Regions from separate parts of the Homo sapiens genome. Here region 2 is linked to region 1. The links are chromatin contacts, found by Hi-C or POLR2A ChIA-PET in ENCODE. All regions are on one chromosome and are shown on one strand. Each heading gives the region's core, a stretch centred on a gene start or an enhancer-like site at or near the end of the contact. The rest is flanking DNA. Distances are from core to core; before and after follow the strand shown.

What was found. A loop is a pair of places that touch in the nucleus more often than their neighbours do. ChIA-PET counts read pairs that join two places held with the same protein, here RNA polymerase II (POLR2A). Pooled maps may share reads with other maps.
Region 2: a loop to region 1 is called in a map of G401, with 5 times the contacts of the local background. The contact joins two enhancer-like sites. A Hi-C loop is called at or near these places in 11 of 168 maps with a recorded cell type or tissue (CD8-positive, alpha-beta T cell, Caco-2, Caki2 and 8 more), 1 of 37 single-sample maps with no recorded cell type and 3 of 50 pooled maps. POLR2A ChIA-PET finds 5 or more read pairs at or near these places in 5 of 52 experiments (AG04449, CD4-positive, alpha-beta memory T cell, HEK293 and 2 more).

What each region holds. Positions count from the first base shown.
Region 1 is chr4:102,629,255-102,632,324 of GRCh38, reverse strand. It overlaps MANBA (mannosidase beta), which reads left to right. Exons shown (of 17, transcript NM_005908.4): 17 at 44-1,555. The coding sequence ends at 268. Among named protein-coding and RNA genes, the nearest start is that of NFKB1-AS1, 130 kb to the right of the region's middle. Within about 2 kb of position 1,449, at least 7 of the 41 ENCODE cell types and tissues checked have a DNase peak (open chromatin) inside an H3K27ac peak, as active enhancers do.
Region 2 is chr4:102,807,791-102,810,860 of GRCh38, reverse strand. UBE2D3 (ubiquitin conjugating enzyme E2 D3) reads left to right here. Exons shown (of 8, transcript NM_181891.3): 3 at 1,006-1,069; 4 at 1,158-1,189. Among named protein-coding and RNA genes, the nearest start is that of UBE2D3, 18 kb to the left of the region's middle. Within about 2 kb of position 1,505, at least 4 of the 41 ENCODE cell types and tissues checked have a DNase peak (open chromatin) inside an H3K27ac peak, as active enhancers do.

The sequences.
Region 1 (3,070 bases), core at 200-2,699:
TCCCTCATCCTTCACTTCATTCATTTTTTTTTTTCTTTTTCAGGCCATCATCTCTCAGCAAGGTGACATATTTGTTTTTGACCTGGAGACCTCAGCTGTCGCTCCCTTTGTTTGGTTGGATGTAGGAAGCATCCCAGGGAGATTTAGTGACAATGGTTTCCTCATGACTGAGAAGACACGAACTATATTATTTTACCCTTGGGAGCCCACCAGCAAGAATGAGTTGGAGCAATCTTTTCATGTGACCTCCTTAACAGATATTTACTGAAGGAATCTAGGTTGTATTTTCAGTGGACAATGGGAATAAAGCATTTCTAAAGCACCGACTGGAGAGGAAGGCAACAGAGACAAGGAGAGAAGCCGAGAGACATGTCTGCGTGCTGCCACGCATTTGAGCGATTGCTCTGTGAAGAGTTGTACACTGAACACTTTCAGGGGAGGCTGTTTACCCAGGCAATGTCCTCAAACAAGCCTGTGCCGGGGTGTCCTGGAATCTGTGCCAGGACTGTGTTTTTAGCCCTTCACCTCTCAGCTTTAGCAGGACATGAACCAGTTATAACAAGATGGCCCTGCAGCTGGTTACAAGAATGTGACATGGCAGGATCTATGGAACCAAATGGAAGGTTTTGAGGTGATGTAGGTCTTTCACAGCTAGCTTTGGGGAATACGGAATACTCAAATAAAGTGCTTTGTTATTATTTCAGAGGGAATGGCGATTGAAATGTTACAACAGAGATTTCTTGGTGGTAGCTATTTGGGTAAAGGTATATGGGTATTTTTCTGTACATGTGAAATTATATAAAAATAAAAGTTATATAAATTACATTGACAACTTGATATTTCATCTGTGGCTTATTTAACCGTTCTATAAATATTCAATTTTGCCCAATACTGTGCTGGACCCTAATTTCCATTTAGTTCTCGTTATTATTCTGCTTGGTAAACTGGGAGAGTTTGAAGAATCTAAACTAAGACATGTGAAAGGTTTTCTCTGGAAACAGTCATGTAATTGGTTATAGAATGGACCAGCAAAGAGTGTTTGGCTTTAAAATTAAGATATTATTAGTGGTTTTGGTTTTAAAAATGAGAAGCATTATGTTCAGTGACTCTAAAAGTAACTACAGACAATCCAGTCTTCTTCAGTATCTAAGAGTATCCTCATTTTATATGTACACACACACACACACACACACACACACACACACACACACACACACAAAGCCTTATCAAGGGGATAAGGGGACTTAGGGCTGGGACTCCGTAGAGTCTTACTTGGTAAATATTATGTCATGTTCTTATGACTATTGTAAATCCTGTTTTAGCAAAGCATTGCTGCGAGGCAGGGAGGACTGCTCTTCTTGACACCTGTGCATGTTCTGCCAGGGGCCCTGAGAAGGGGCTTTCAAGCTGATGAGCCAGAGTTTACTTTGTAGTTTGCCCTTACTAGTTCTGTAACCTTAATCAAGTTACTTAACTTCCTGTGCTCAGTTTTCTTGTGGCTAAATGGGAGTGGTAACACCCACCTTGTAAGTTTGTTTTGAAGAATAAATAAAATAATTTAGCTCAAGGGCTGGGCCCCAGATTGGCACATAGTGACGCTCTGTAATGGAAGCATCATCCTGGGCCTGAGCTCGGTGTCCTGGAGAGGGTGAGGCTTCCAGCCGCAGTCTCTAGATTCAAATCCAGGTACTGAAGCTTCTGACTGTGTGTCCTTGGGCAACAATTCAACCTTTTGAACTGTGGTTTCCACCTCTGTAAAATGGAGCTAATGATCCCTCACCTTCAAAGGTAGGTGTGAGGACTTAACAAATAGGGTCTGGAACAAATTAAAATGCTAAGTAAATGGTGATTGTACTTTTAACATCACATTCATTATCATCCAGTTAGTACAGAAAGCAATAGTAAAAATGAAGTGAAGAGAGGCAAATGGTAAGTAAGTTCTTCAGCAAATTCTTTCTGAAAATAATACCAGAAAAGAATAATTTGTAAGGGAAGAATAAATTAAAGGACATAAATATATGCTGACAACAACTTCTAAAAGAAAAGAAATGTGCCGTATACATATTATTCCTATTAAGGAATAATAGTAGCCAAAACATTCTTCCGCAGTTCTTGTGTGGCAGCACAGTTAGTCATTTTTACTGTTTTCATAGATTTATCTTGCCATGCAGGAATACAGTCTGATGCACTTACTCTTGACTTTGAGTTTCTGATAGGGTTTTTCTGTTAGTGGTTGTATTTGTCCATTCTTGCATTGCTGTACCTGAGACTGGGTAATTTATAAGGAAAAGCGGTTTAATTGGCTCACAGTTCTGCAGGTTGTACAGGAAGCATCGCACCGGGCATCTGCTTGGCTTCTGATGAAGCCTTAGAAAGTTTACAGTCAGGGCAGAAGGCGAAGCAGCGACAAGCATGTCATATGGCGAAAGCAGGAGCAAGCGAGAGAGAGTGGGTGGGAGGTGCCGCACACTTTTAAACCACCAGATCGCCTGTGAACTCAGAGCAAGAGCTCATTTATCACCAAGGGGATCCGTGCCTATGATCCGGACACCTTCCACCAGGCCCCGCTTTCAACATTGGAGATTACGTTTCAACATGACATTTGGATGGGGACATATATCTAAACCATATCCTTAGTTGTGTGAACAATAGGATAAAAAGACCAGAACCAGGTCTTACTGTCATATGCTCTTGCAAAGCACATTCCAGAGAGAGTGGGATGAAGAGAGGTCAGTTCCCAGGATTATATCTTCCCATTTCAGAACAGAGAGAACAATAAAAATCATAATTTTCTCATTCACATTCACGATAACTCTTCTTATTCTCTTTTTTTCCTTACTTCACTTTTCATTGTGAGACATTTTCACACCATGAGAAGTCACTTGGAAAATAAATAGAAAGATTTTGTTCTCTGTTGGAATGAAGGTGAACTGGAGTGCAGGAGAAATAAAGATATGTTTCCCTAACATTCCTAAAGTGACAAAGACCTGAGATAGAAAGAATATTCTCTTGGGCTACCTCTGGCTCTCAGATATGAAACTTATTCCCCAGCTTGGTAAGATTTAGGGAG
Region 2 (3,070 bases), core at 256-2,755, 180 kb before region 1:
TTTTAACTTGTGATTATTAGACATTGGTTATATCATTGGTAAGATGGAGCTGTACCATCTTAAAAATATTCTAATAAACTATATTTTCATAGTAGATAATTCATATTGTTATGCACAAGTCATGGAACAGTGAACTACATACTTGTTGGAAATAAAACGTTCATATTGAATTGTGCAGACTATATGTTAAGAGCAAACGTCTTTCTACTTACAGAAGTACGCTCTTCAGGGTCAGAATTTCAATCACGAGGTCAGGAGATCGAGACCCATCCTGGTTAACACAGTGAAATCCCGTCTCTACTAAAAAATACAAAAAATTAGCCTGGCATGGTGGCGGGCACCTGAGGCAGGAGAATGGCGTGAACCTGGGAGGTGGAGCTTGCAGTGACCCCAGATTGCGCCACTGCACTGCAGCCTGGAGACTCCGTCTCAAAAAAAAAAAAAATTTCAATAGTTAAAAATGGATGCTGAGTTTAAAAAAAAAAAAAAAGGTTGAGTTGAGAGAATAAGGAGATTAGAAAACAAAAAAGGTACTTAGCCCCATGAGAGTTTTTTTGGTTTGTTTTCAGGTAGAAAATAGAGTTAGTGGATTGGGGAGGAAGGATGGTTCAGGAAGAACAAAGAATTTAAGACAGTTGAGGGCCTCTGAAAGTGGTCTTGGAAGTTCAACAAATAACGTGAATGTTGAGCTCTCTCTGGTCTAAGCTCTTAAACTATGAGAATATCTAATTATAGCTATTTCGGTTTGTAAGAGATTGGCTTTTATGTAAATAAAAAATTTTGTATCAATGTGTTTGCATATATATTTTTACGAACTCTAGCTAAGATGATTGTCTCAGCATATGTTCAGGCATGTTCTCTCTCCTAATGGAATATATTATTTATGTGAATTGTGATGGAGTGTGCCTTTAAAAATAGGGTGAAAGTAACTGAAAGCAGTGGACTCATTTGCTTGTTTTCTTAAATTAAGCTTATGTGACTCACCCATTTTCTGTCTTGGTGTAGGAACTTAGTGATTTGGCCCGTGACCCTCCAGCACAATGTTCTGCAGGTCCAGTTGGGGATGATAGTAAGTAACTTGCAAGTTGATTTTTATGCCTAATTTTTTTTTAAGCTTGTGCATTTTTAGATAACCAGAGTTTTTTTTCTTTTTCTAGTGTTTCATTGGCAAGCCACAATTATGGGACCTGTAAGTATTAAGAATTTTTAAATTTAGTTTTAAGTGAAAATCCAGCATTGATTTGGTTGTAATTTTTAACTTGGTCTGTAGGTTTATTTTATCATATAGTTAATTCTATTTTGGATATTCCATAGTTGTACTGCATTTGAAAGAAAAAACATAATGAGTTAGTCATTTGTTACGTGTACTTTGTGTCTATCCCTGTGTTCACGTTCTAGAGTATAGCCATCTCTATGACCTACCAAACATCTCTGTATCTCAGTTCAGTTTTTCTACATAGCACTGTGTAAAGCATTGTCATGGAACTTCCTGTTATTTATAGAGACAAAGTTACTGGCTCTGATATGCCATGCGTTGTGTTACTCAGAGATCTTATTCTGTTACTGCAGCTGCCAATAATCTAGCTTAATTGTATTTTGATATTTGATTCTTTATAGAACTTCAGTTTATGCAAAATTTGAATATATTTAGGCAGAAAGTGATATTTTGAATATAGCAAAATTCCTTTCTATCCTGGGTAGATAAGCAACTATATGCTGGATAATTGAATATTCAGAATTATGGATACCATCTAAGAATTTCAGAGAATTAGAGCGCACTAAAACATCCTGGGGTAAGACTGTATCTTACACAAATATTTAACTTTTTTTTTTTTTTTAACTTGCTAAGGCGCTTAAGGATTTGTTTTCTAAGTTACATGTGTATCTTCCTGAAAACTGTCTTCCCTTTTTGGTGGTTTTATAAGCAACATAAAGAGCAATAATGTACTAGGTGAGATAATGGTCAGTAAGTAATATTTAGAATTCTAAAGGAAAAAATGCTCTTAGAGTTAGTAGATGAGTCGAATCAACAAGTATTTATTTAGTAATTCTGATTCTAACTTTAGTCATTTTTCTGTCTCAAATGTGAGTACATACTGTGTGCCAGGTAATAAGGATACAAATTGAACATAATAAACATCCCTGTCGATCTTATAGGGAACTTACACTGTATTAGAGGAGACAGATACCTAAAACAAGTGCTGAAGTGTGACAAGATGGAAAATAAGTGATTGGTGAATGAAGTGCTGAGTAGGATAAATTAATGGGAAATTGAAGCAGGGAGGATTAATTTAGAGTAATTAAAATGTTAGTGCCCTAAAGGTAGAAAAACTAAATCAAAGTAAGACATGGCAGGGGTGCAAATATTAAGTTTAATACTTTGAAACGTCCTGGATCATTTTAAAACAAAGTAACATTTAAAACAGTAAAAATAGTCCTGTAATAACGAAATGCACAATCCTGGCTTTGTAGTTATTAAAAGTACTTACTTTTATCTAATTTGGTAGCAATATTGTTTAATTTTAATACACGCAGTTAAATGTTGAGTTACCCAGTTTGGCCCACACGATATTTTTGAAAGTTGGCAGTCTTCAAATAAAAGCCTTCTGAGTAGGCCCACATTCCATAAGCAGTAATGGCTTGGGATGGAATGACAGCTGCCTCCCTTTTTTAGATGGGATATGTGTTTACCACAGTGCCTACTAGGTCAATTCCATATTATCTGCCTAGTGTTTTGTAAAGCAGTTGCTTTTGCAACCTCTAGAATTTTCCCATTTTGGATTACCAGTTTTCAAAGAATGCTATAAAATGCCTTAAAATAAAGCTCATCTTTGATTCAGAGGGTAGTTGATAGTTTCATTATAAAAATTGTCAATACTAAGAAAGCACAGAAGCGTTGGTAATTAAAACTTCTAATTGGATGGTGTGCAGAATAAACTAACTCTTTAAAACTAGTTGGTTTTTCTGCTTGACAGTTTAGACTTTGTTATTTTGAACAACACACTAGTTTTTCCCAAAAGGCAAGGAACATACCTATAGACAATCAAAAGGAAACATGAATGATGAGTGT